2 separate regions of the Homo sapiens genome follow, and region 1 is linked to region 2. A link is a contact called in ENCODE Hi-C or POLR2A ChIA-PET data. All regions are on one chromosome and are shown on one strand. Each heading gives the region's core, a stretch centred on a gene start or an enhancer-like site at or near the end of the contact. The rest is flanking DNA. Distances are from core to core; before and after follow the strand shown. Region 1 holds the start of SLC1A7 (solute carrier family 1 member 7). Region 2 holds the start of TUT4 (terminal uridylyl transferase 4).

What was found. Hi-C counts contacts between places; a loop is a spot of excess contacts on that map. ChIA-PET counts read pairs that join two places held with the same protein, here RNA polymerase II (POLR2A).
Region 1: a loop to region 2 is called in a map of HepG2, with 5 times the contacts of the local background. The contact joins the promoter of SLC1A7 here to the promoter of TUT4 in region 2. A Hi-C loop is called at or near these places in 1 of 168 maps with a recorded cell type or tissue (HepG2). POLR2A ChIA-PET finds 5 or more read pairs at or near these places in 2 of 52 experiments (BJ and WTC11).

The regions. Positions count from the first base shown.
Region 1 is chr1:53,140,290-53,146,263 of GRCh38, reverse strand. SLC1A7 (solute carrier family 1 member 7) reads left to right here and starts at 3,626. Exons shown (of 11, transcript NM_006671.6): 1 at 3,626-3,949. The coding sequence starts at 3,815.
Region 2 is chr1:52,549,817-52,555,491 of GRCh38, reverse strand. TUT4 (terminal uridylyl transferase 4) reads left to right here and starts at 2,400. Exons shown (of 30, transcript NM_001009881.3): 1 at 2,400-2,561. It overlaps LOC105378723 (a long non-coding RNA gene), which reads right to left. Exons shown (of 4, transcript XR_007066083.1): 2 at 4,688-4,812; 3 at 4,086-4,135; 4 at 2,655-3,251. RefSeq lists silencers at 1,698-2,097, 2,108-2,217, 2,258-2,387, 2,458-2,787.

The sequences.
Region 1 (5,974 bases), core at 2,377-4,876, 590 kb before region 2:
AACTCATTTTGACACATGGTGGAAGGTGTAAGGCCCCAGCCCCGATGGCCACTGCAGCCCACCGATGCACTGCTAGCCCTGGGAGGCCCTGCTGTCACGCCTCCGGCCTAAATCAGACTGTCGTCTCCCCTCTCCCTTGACCAGCACCCCCTTCCCTGGCTTATTGAGGCCTCTGCCTAAACCACGTCTCCTCTGGGAAGCCTTCCTATCCCCGCCTTCCCAGGCTGGGTTGGCCCTGCCTGTAGCCCTGGCGAATCATTAATCATTAATCATTAGCAAATAAGTCAACCCCTGCTGCTCTCCCCACAGCATAACCCAAGCAGAGGGCCCGGTGAAGAACAGCTCAACTGCACACCTGCTTCTGCAGGGTGAGGCAGCTGCACCTGTGACTTGGCGTTCATTTTCGCCAACACCATGTCTCTTCTTTGCCATAGCATCTCAGTCTGTCCAGCTCAAGCCTCCCCAGAAGCATCTCTGAGGCCGCCTGCTGCCCATTATACAACACCTTGCTCCTCAGGCTATCCCTAGCACCCCGCTGCCCCTGCCAATATACCCTCCAACTTTGAGGATTCTCCATTGAGGTGATTTCAAATGACATGGTAACAAACAGAGATTTGATTTTATTTTCATAGATTCTTATTTCCTTGTCAGAGCCACTTAAAAGGGAGCTAGGTGAATCCCCAGCTGGTGACTGTGAAGGGCCTGAGTTAGAGTGAGAAAAAGAGAAGGTATTGTATCTAGGGTAATCAGGGAAGGCTTCGAAGAAGAGGGGGATTTAACCTGTAACTTTCGTGACAAGGAAGGACATTCTAGGCCAAGGAAATAGCACAGGCAAAGGTGCAGAAGCCTGAGACAGGATGCAGCGTTCCAGGACCCTGCAGTGGTTTGGTGTCATAGGAGCTGGAGGGGTGACGGAAGGAGTAGGAGGTAATGCTGAAAGGGTGAGGAAAAGGGTGAAAGTGCCTTGCAGGGGAGCATAGACTCGATGCTGCAGACCGGGGTTTCCCAGGCGTGTTCTCCAAACACCAGGCCCAGGGAGTTCTCTGCTCCAGAGGAGGGGTGGGATTCTCTATTCTCCACTTGGTGACTTCCTCCGACACAGCCGCTACTGTAAAGACTTTCATAGTAACTACCTGGGGCTATCTGCAAGGCACTGGGCCACGCTCTAACCATGGCGCATGCAGCACTGTATGACCCACATCAAAACCCTATGATCTAGGTACTGTTGCATTATCCCCATTTTACAGGGAAGTTAAGAAATGTTCCCAAGGTCACACAGCTGGTTGAAGGTAGAGCTGAGGTTTTAACTCTAGCAGTCTGACTTTGAGCTGTCTCAGAGGAAATAACGTGCTTAACTTTTTGTTTCGTCCAGCATTTCCCAAACTTCCTTTTGATGTAATTATGGAAAAATTGTCTTGCACATCTAGTGACATTGTAAAAGGCAGTTGATTCTTTGTCAATGGTGAACTATTATAGGGTTCTGACCCAGGAGACTTGATTTGATTTGCAAATATTCTTAGTAAACTCATTATCAGTCACTTACACTTTAGTGTGAATTAGTCCGTTCTTGGGGTCTCTCCACTTTCTTATAAGCTTCCTGAAGGCAGGGCAGGTACTGTCTGATTCACTGTTGTGTTTCTAGTACCCAGGGGGTGTGGCACACTAAATGGTGCTATAAGAACATTTGCTAGAGTGAGTTGAAATTCTCCTGTTGAAGACCGTAGGAACAGTGGAAAGAATGGCTGTAGTCTGGTAGGCAGGTAGTGGTAGGCTCAGCCTGTGGGAGAGAGGAGTCAGTGGTGGCTATAGGGCACGTCCTGGGAATGGGAGTCATGGAGCTGTGGTAGAAAGCAAGACTCACCTATATCATGGCACAGCTAAAGGCCAGGTCTGGGCTGGGTGTGGTGGCTCATGCCTGCAGTCCCAACACGTTAGGAGGCCAAGATGGGAGGATTGTTTGAGCCCAGGAGTTGATCAAAACCCAAATCCAAATACCTACTTAGCATATTTTCTCTTCTGGGAAGTAACTAACCACCTGATTATTTGGAAAATGAGGCATTTGTTGGAGTTGAAGGTGTAGCAAGAAACTTTTGGTTTTAAGAGTCAAAGTCAGAGGAAAAAAAACTCTCAGACTTGTATTCACCCCCACCCCCCACCCCAAGCTACTGCAAAGAGCAGGGGCTTTGGAAGATTGGTTTGTTGAAATGAAGTTCCTTTGACAAAGGTACCTGGGCCCATTTCTCTCATTCTAAAAAGGACAAGACTGATACCCAGAGACGGCAAGGTCACAGAGCTGATTAAATTGGGATCAGAATCTTCTCAGTCAGGAGCTCTGTCCATGGCTTCAGAGCCTGTGCCCCAGTCCCCTCTCCCCACCTCTCCCCTATGCCCCACTTGGCCCGTCCTCTTCATCCTCTGCCCCTGTCTCCTATGTCAGGAGGAGGAAGCCCCTGTGTGCACCCCACCCTTTACCTCCCACCCTCACTGCAGACTGCACTTCCCATTCCCTGCTGCCTGCTGCCTGACTGCTCCTAATGAGATTACAGATCTCTGGTGAAATAGACGAGGGTTAATTCCCCCAGGCTTTACAGGGCAGGGCAGGCCAGGCCACAAGAAATAGCAAAAAGACACCTATTCTCCAAAGCACTAAGTGTGATAATGACCCTAAGAGTCCGTTCCCCTGTTCAGCACACCAGGGTTCACACTGCGTTTCCAAATACCCTCTGGGTGGAATTTTGTACCAGCCCTAACAAAGTAGATGCTGTTATCATCTCTATTTTACAGATGGAGAAACTGAGGCACAGTGAGATGAAATGCTTGTCTGAGGTCACACAGCTAGTAAGTGGCAGAGCTGGGACCCGAATGTGGGTCTCTTGGGCTCTGTCATCTTTAAAAAATAATAGGCCCAGAGAGCCTGCAGGGTGCCCAGCACCAGGCTTGAAACAGCCCTGAAGCATCTACGTCCCATTTCCCGGTGAGTGGCACAGCCCACCTTTGAACTCAGGTCCCCTGGACTCGAATCTACATTCCCCACAATACTGCCAAGCACCCTTGAACCTATCTGCCTGTTCATGTGGTGGAAACAGACTGGCCTAGCCCTGACTTCTGACCTCTGTGACCATGGCCAAGGGACTGGCTTCTGGGGTCTCAGCCTCCCTTTCTGAAAAATGAAGGTGGGAACCCTGGGATCTTTGGGACAATTCCCTATGATTGGCATAGCTAAGGCAGCCAGCACAGGCCTGGCCCGCAGCACATGCACCCACCCACCTCAGTTTCTTTATCTGTAAAATGGTGATATTAATAGTACTTATTTCTTGGGATTGGTGTTAGGATTAAATATGCCAGTACATGTAACACTCTTCTAGAATGGCACCTGGTGCATAGTAAATGCTTAATTAATGTTGAGGGAAACTGATATCTTACTGTCTTGTTTTTGATTCTTTCTGGAAGGAAGCAGGGGTAAAGATCAAACCAACCAAGCAAATGTTCCTCTTGTTCCTTCCAGTACCTGGTCCACTCAACTGTTTAAGAGGAACGCTTGGCTTTGAGGCCTGAACTCCTAGACCACGTGGTCTGCTCTAATTTCCCAGGCCCTAATCTGCTCCCAGCTCCTAATGATGCAGCTGGTAATAGGATTGTGGCTTCCCTCTAAGGCGGCCACACGGGCATGGCCGTGGGGCTGGCGACTGGTGTTTAGCAACTCCGACCACCTGCCTGCTGAGGGGCTAGAGCCCTCAGCCCAGACCCTGTGCCCCCGGCCGGGCTCTCATGCGTGGAATGGTGCTGTGCCCCTTGCCAGCAGGCCAGGCTCACCATGGTGCCGCATGCCATCTTGGCACGGGGGAGGGACGTGTGCAGGCGGAATGGACTCCTCATCCTGTCTGTGCTGTCTGTCATCGTGGGCTGCCTCCTCGGCTTCTTCTTGAGGACCCGGCGCCTCTCACCACAGGTCAGCCACCCAGAGCATCTCGGGACCCCTGTCCAGGAGGGGCGTGTGGGCCTGAGGGATCTGGGGTCCCGTTCTAGCATCACAGCTCCCTGGTGCCATGACAGTGTGTGAATCCCTCTGCCTCTCTGGGTCCTGGTTTTCTCATCTGTAACATGGGTGTGATAAACACTTTGCAGGACTAGAGGGAAGAACCAGTGATGTGGCTGGGGAGTGATTACAAACCCAGCACCATCAGGTGAGGAGAGGCGAGGGTGCCTCATGATGACAAACACAGGGCCAAGAGCTGTGGCGGGGAAAGAGGGGGGTCTTGTGTGAGTTCAAACAGGCACCAGAGAACACCTCCTAAAGGCTGCTCAAATGACAAGAGATCCAGGAAGCGTGCTCTAGGCAGAGGTGACAGCAGATGCCAGGTGCAGCGGCCGGAGCGCAGAGGCCAGCAGGCCCATAGGTCCCATCGCCACACGTGGGCTTGCGGCAACCATGAGATGCTTTTGGGCAGAAGAGCGACAGGCCAGTTTGGAGCTTGGGAGACCCCTCAGGTGCTGAGTGGAGAGGGGGTGATTCTGGGGCAGGCAGGGGGCCGAGAAGGGGCAGCCTGGGGGAGATGCGGCAGTGCAGACAAAAGGGACAGACGTGAGAACTGTTTTCAAAAGGGGGAGCTTCAGGATGTGGGGGCCGATTGGATGTGGGCTGGGGGACAGGAAGGGGAGCCAGGCCCCGGGTTTCCAGCCTGTGTAACTGCCATGAAGAAGCTGCGTTTCCTGGGAAAGAGCCCCTTTCCCTGTCAGCCCCCATCTCCTACAGGAGAGGGAGGGACATTCCCATGGTGTTAAGGACAAAATCATTCTGCCACTAGTTAAACTGGTAAGGAAGGCTCTATTCAGGACTATTGTGGTAGGGGGGTAGTTATCAAGACCTCCTGGGGAGAGAGATGGGACCCAACCACAAATACAACAAAGATGGCTGGAGATTTATAGCCAGCGAGCAGAGGGAGGGGGTCGGGGACAGAAAATGACTACAGGAGACATCAGGGTAGGGGGATTCTTGTTGAAGGCAGGCCAGGGTGATCAGACATTGATCTGGGATGAGGAATTTGATCCAGTATCAGGATGCTGGAGGGTGAGGGATCCTCACTAAACTGACTTGGCAGGACTTTTGCTACAGCTGGACTATGCAGGCTGAAGACAAGGCCCAAGGACAAAGCCCAGTGGAAAAGAGGGCTCAGAGGAGCCTGTCTAAAGTGTGGTCAAGGAGAGAGGCTTTGTCAATGGGCTCCTGGAAGAGTCCCTATTCCCAGAAAGTCCTCTTCCCGCAGCTCACTAATGTCTAATGCCATCTCTACAACTGGGGTCAGGCATTAGACTTTGTCTTCCATTAAAAGGAAAACACCCACTCCTGGAGAACTGAGCCACGACTATAGTGACCCTGTTAAGCCTCGAGCAGTTATTTAGGAAGAAGCATGGACTCTGGAGGCAGAGAAACCCTGAACTTTGACTCTGCTAGCAAATGGCTAGGCAATATCCTCTCTCCTCCCTGGGCCTCAGTTTCCTTGTCTGTAAAATGGGATGTGGGGCAGTATATGTCTACTAGAATTATTATGAGGAATAAACCAAGGATTCATCAATGCCCAGCATACAGTAGGTGCTTACTACGTGTTACTTCCCCCTCCCTCCCTTATGTACCTGTTAAAGTCCTATCTACATCAGGAACCATCTCATCATCCATAGCTGATGAAAGTAACTGTAACCCCGCTGCTGGCTGCCTGGCTTCAGAGCTGGTTATATGGGTGTCTCTTTCTCCCACCAAGCTGCATATTGCTGAACAACATATGGGTTTGTTTTTTTTTTTAACCAAAACGTGAGCCTAGCCCTGTGTCAGGCACAGAGAGAACGCTCAACTATCTGCTGCATTAAACTGGCAATGGAACAAAAAAATCTGCAATCTGTTCTCTTTAATTTTCCTCAGCAACAAAAATATATCTCCTGCAGGAAGATTATTTTGTGAAAACAAATTGGAATGCCTATT
Region 2 (5,675 bases), core at 1,151-3,650:
AAACCTTATACTCCATAAATTTCCTTATTCTTTGTGTCAGAACCATACTTGCTCTAGCTGTGATGATAAAATTATAGTTGTCAAAATTTTCAACTCGACAACTATGTAGGTATCAGAAGGAATACCTTGTAAGTATCTGTGCTGAAGTGTACAATCTATTGGGGTCACGGAATTCAGAGAATAGAGGGATCACATTCAGTGGAGTGCAGAGGAGGGGTGGTAATCAGGAAGATTTAATAAAGAAGGTAGAGGTTGAGCTGGGTCTTGGGGAATAAGCAAGGTAGTAGAAGAGAGTATCTGGAGGGGATAAGGGCAGAGAGGCACTGAAATTTTCAGTCTGGCCCCAGTTTTCTTTTCCAGATTCATTATCTTCTGCACACTCCAGAGTCAATGCTGCCCTCTGAATCACAGACATGTGTCTGGCACACAGCAGACAGATCTTCAAGGTCCAGCTTTTAGTTCTTCCACGGAAGTCTCACCAAAGTGGAATTTATCACACTCTCCTCTGGATTTGCCCAGCCCTTTGTTAATAAGACCTGTTGCTTTTATTGTAGCTCACCTGCTTGCTCAATGGGGAACTTTTTGGAGACAGGAAGCAATGATTTGTCTTTGTTTCCCTAGGCACCTAACAACGCTTTGCTCTTAAGTAATTAGGAAATGTTTACTCAATTGAACTTGTTCTAAGGACACTGCTATCACTGAATTGAAGGGCATGTCGGTATCTTCTTAGTGTCTCTATAGGCTTTAGGCTTTCAGCCGGGTGAAGTAGGGATTTTTTCTTTGTTTCCAGGCTAGTCAAGCGAAGCAGGGATACAGATTAAGAATTTGCAGATGAGGAAACTCAAGAGGGTACATTTGCTCAAAGGCATCATGTTGATAAACGCCAAAACCAGGTAGGGCTCTTTTGACTTGAAATCCAGTCCTCTATCCATTATACCTGGGCCTTGTAGCATCAGCCAGATTGGGGTAAAATGCACTAACTCTGAACCCTAGTTTTTTCATCCGTAAATGAGAGCAACAGTACGTAACTCACAGGGCTATCGTGAAGTGGAGCGTCCCTCTGTGACCTCTAACCAGTCCCAGCCTGAGTCACATTATAAGAAAATTTATAAGGCACTATCTTGTAAATACTTAAGATTTAACATCTTCCCTTCACCTCTACGTCCACTCTTTTCATACCTTTTTCCTGCCTAGCATGTGTCAAACTCAAAGGACTGGGCACAGAGCACAGAGGTTGTGTGCTTTGTCCAGCTTTGAGGTCAGAGATTGGCTAAATAATCTCTGAGGCTGGGGTCTTAAAAAAAAACAACAAAAAACAAAACTAACAAAACCTTAAGTCCGTTCCGCCCGTGACTTTAAATAATTATGTAGAGGAATGTAATACGTTAAAAGCAAGGGGATGAGGGGGCCCATTGATGGTAGATGGTTTTATGCCCGCCTGCAGCTAAAGAAATGATTTCTAAAACCTCTTTTGGGGGTGGGAGATGGAGTGCTCCAGAGATTTCTCTTCGAGCTCCTTCATTCCTGAACTGCCTGCCTTTTCAAAGGAAAAAAGGTCCAGCTGCGGTGGGCTGGAGGCCGTGGTGAGTGGGTGGGGGTCGACCCTGGCGGCTTCCTCTGCCCCGCTCCCTACCGTTGCTCCGAAGCCCGCTTGGGCTTCCGAGGGTCCGCCGAGGCTCGGGCCACGCCCAGTCCGAGTGCCAGGCCAGAGGGTACCCATTCCAGGCCGGCCTTCCTCCCCAGGGGGAGCAGCCTTGGGAGCGAGGCGCCGAGGCGGCCCTCGGGCTCGGCTTCCAGCTCGGGGGCCTCGGCAGAGACTAGGAACCAGACTGGGGCAGCACTGGGGCGCCCGCCACCCCCACCCACTCCGGCAAGCGGGCGAATCAGCGCGGCTAACCCGCGGCGCCCAGGCGGGCTGCGGGACCTCGCGACCTCCGCTCGGCGGCCCCGCCCCTGCCCGCGAGCCCCGGGTGGCTCCCTCCTCCCCTCTGCCAGCGGCCCGCCCCCTCCTCGCGAGCTAACGAGTGTCTCTCGCGCGCTCCCTTCCCTCCGCGTGGGTGTGAGTGCGCGATCCTCCTACCTCGGCCTTCTCCCCATTGTTTCTTCGCGGCCACCACGAGACCCCTCCCCCCAGTGCTGTTTCCCCCCTCCCCCGCCCCGGTGTAAACGGTGCCTGTGGGGCCCCCCGAACGAAGGGAGGGGGCACCCCTGAACCCTTCCCTCTGCGCGTAGCTCCTCCTCTCCCGGGCCAGGACCCCATTACAGGCTCTGTCCTCTCCCCTCCCCCTCTCCCCCGGCAACCGCTCTCCCTCGCCCCCTCCCCTCAGCGGGTCCTCCTCTTTCTCTCCCTCTCCCTCTCCCTCCTCCTCCCCCTCCCCATCCCTTCCCCCCCACAATGCAGTTCGCGGCGCGGCGGACATGGCGGTGGAGTCCTGAGCTAGTCGTGTCCCGGCCTCCAGCGGCGGCAGCGGCGACGGCGGCGGCAGCAGGAGGCGGAGGGAGAGCAGGAGCCACTGAGATGAGGAGGCGTCGCGCGCGCCTGTAGCTCGCGGGCCTCGCAGGTACGAGGTTCCGGCCGCGGGGCAGCGTCGGGTACCGAGGGGGTGTGCTCGGGAAGGCCGGGCGGCCCCCGGTTCGCCCTCCCCAGGTGCCGCGCTTCGCAGGTGTCGGGGGCCTGGCCTGAGAGCGTCTCAGCCGCCCCCTGGGGGCCTGACACTTCTTTCTTTCCTGGAACGGGCTTCGGGTGTCCCAGGGGAAGGCTGAGATAAGGGAGGTGGGGACGGCGGCCTGGGCGGCCTGAGGAGGGCATTGGGGCGCTTTGGGGACGAACTCCACACTGTGGCTGGGGCTCCCGGTCCCGGACCGAAACCTGTTGTAGACCAGCGGGGCGGATTTTGAGTTAACGGGATTGGTTTGAACATTTCTGTTGGGTCCAGTTACGATTCCCTGTCATGTGTACCTTTTTCTTTCACCCTTGCTTAGACATAGGTGACTACATAATGTATATAAATGTATACACGCATATAATACATACTGAATGTTTCCCCGGGCTCGTCCTTGTAGGGAGAAGGCAGAGGTGTCTGTGTGGATTTTGTTTCTTGCTCGCCCGCCTTCTCTCTCCCCCGCCCCCCAGTCGAAAGGTGGTAATGCGCGGTTTTGACGTGGGTAACTGAGATTCGTATTTGTAAACAGATAGCGCTCTCCTAGTGTGTTGCACGCCTCTGCGAAGGGTTTCAGACTCCTGTTGGTATCTGGATTGCGAAAGAATGAGATGTTTAGACCTGAAAGAAGCACATCAGCGGGATTTCTAGTCGTACTTGAATGGGATGAATTACTGTTGTATTAACAACGTTGATTACACATTTTCTTTTCAGAAGATTTCGAAGTCTTAGATGAATTTTGCGTGAGATCTTAGATACCGTATATCTGCTTCTTCATTTTGATAGAAGTAGTAGTTCCTTACACATTTGACCTGCCCTATCGTGATCTTAAATTGTGTCCAGAAATGCAATTCGAATTGTGTATTGTTGGCATGCATTTAGTAATTAGCCCGAGTGGATCAGATGGCCTTTTATTTCCAAAGATTTTTTCCCTCCAGTCTTACAGCAGCGAAATGTTTGTAGCACTTGATGAAACAGAACATATCCTGTTTCTGTTTTTAAAGTAATGAGAACTGTTAGCTAATAAAATTGGATAATCCCAGCCAGATATGATAATTCAGAGAATACCACCGAGAGGTGTTGAATTGTGGGATGGTTTAAAAAGAAAAGCCGACTTTGTGTGTGTGTGTGTATGTGTGTGTGTGCGCGCGCGAGCGCGCTGAAATTTTCTTTAGGCTTAGAACTCATGTATGTCACTACACTGCATCGTAGTACTGATTAGTCACAACTGGTAAAATGAAATATTGATTCTCTTAAAAAGCTGTGCTTAAGATAACTCATTAGTGTCTAGTGTGCTATGTTGCTTTTATAAACAAATTTTTAAAGATTGCTTCTTAGAAACCATATACTTTGGGGAAGATAAGAATTTTAAGTCGTTTTATGCTTTAAAAATATTTATATTTAATATAAACAAAAGAAACTTACTTTTAAAACTCTTAGATAAATTTTTCTGCTGCTTGCAGTTTTTCACTTGGCTAGTGTGGAAAATGAAAAATGAAGTTTTCTTAAAATAATTCAGAAATGGAAGTGAAAGTTAATGACATTTGATGTTTTAAATCCAGCAAACATTTAAATACAGAAAAGAAATTTAAAGTATTTTCATTGTCATAGGCCAAGTTGTTAGTACAGATAAATTAACAAATATTGTCATGCATATAAGTTCAAGTTTATAAATTCTAAGTGACACCTAAAATTACATTTATTTTTAGTTGCTGGAGCTAGAACAGTACAGTGTCTACATTTTAATTTTAGACCTTTTAGAATCAAAATGTATAATTATAAATTTCTCTGATTAACAAAGAGCTGTTTAAAGAGAATTTTTATTAGCTCTCAGCAGATTCATTTTAGAGTAAGTAATTAGAATTCTTTTTTATCTCAAAGTTAATCTTGACATAAAAATAAGTACCATTAATTATGTTGTGTTCTCTACAGAATGTCAAATCAGGATCTGTTGATCAAGAAAGGTGTTTGAATTTATTCACTGTTAAAGTTTCTAGTTTCAGAGAAACAAAATAACCAACACTTACCTGTAGGGCCTGGCCAGGTGGCTCACTCACGCCTGTAATCTCAGCACTTTGGGAAGTGGAGGCGAGAGGATTGCTTGAGCGTAGGAGTTTGATATCAGTCTGAGCAGCATAGTGAGACTTTGTCACTGCCAAAAAATAAAAGAAATTAGCTGGGCGTGGTGGTGTGCGTCTGTAGTCCCAGAAGCTGAGGTAGGAGGTTTGCCTGAGCCCAGAGTTCAAGGTTGCAGTGAGGCACAGTTGCGCCACTGTACTCCAGCCTGGGCGACAGAGTAAGACCCTGTCTTAAACAAAAAAAAAAAAAAAAAAAAGCAATACTTACCTGTTAATGTTGATGCCAGAACATTTTGTTTGACAAAATAGAACTCAATGAGTTGTGTTCCTTTTTCAAATAAATTGCAAATACTTGAATTGATTAAAAAATGTTAAATTCAGTTAAAGCCACTGCAGTAGGATAGAAATACGTTCTAAAAAAGAACAATTCCAGAAAGACCTAAAAAAGTCAAAGGAAAGGGACACCATACTTTAAAACAGGATATGTAGACTTTTTGTTATTAATCTTAGAGCAATTAGAGTTGTTTACTGGGTACTAACTGAATTGTTTTAATTCTAGAATCCTAAATAATTACATAATTTGGGGGAAATGTTTAAAAACCATCATTTCTGCAGAGTATTTTTCTTTCCTTTTTTAAATCTTTATTTTATTATGTACAGACTATATTCAAATAAACCACACACTCTGAAAAAGCAGGTTCCGACTTTTCCTCCGGAGTATTTCTTACAGGCCCAAGGAGAAGAAAGGGTATATAAATGCAAAGATTAATGTTAGGATTTTTCCCCCTTAAGTGAGAGATTTGTGTGGTGTCTTATGTTCAAATTATTTTTATGTCACATCATCTCATTGGATATCTATAATTATGAGTTGAGGGAGAGAGAAGGGAACCAAAACTTTTTAGAGTGCCTGTTTTGTTCCAGGCACTGCGCTAGACAC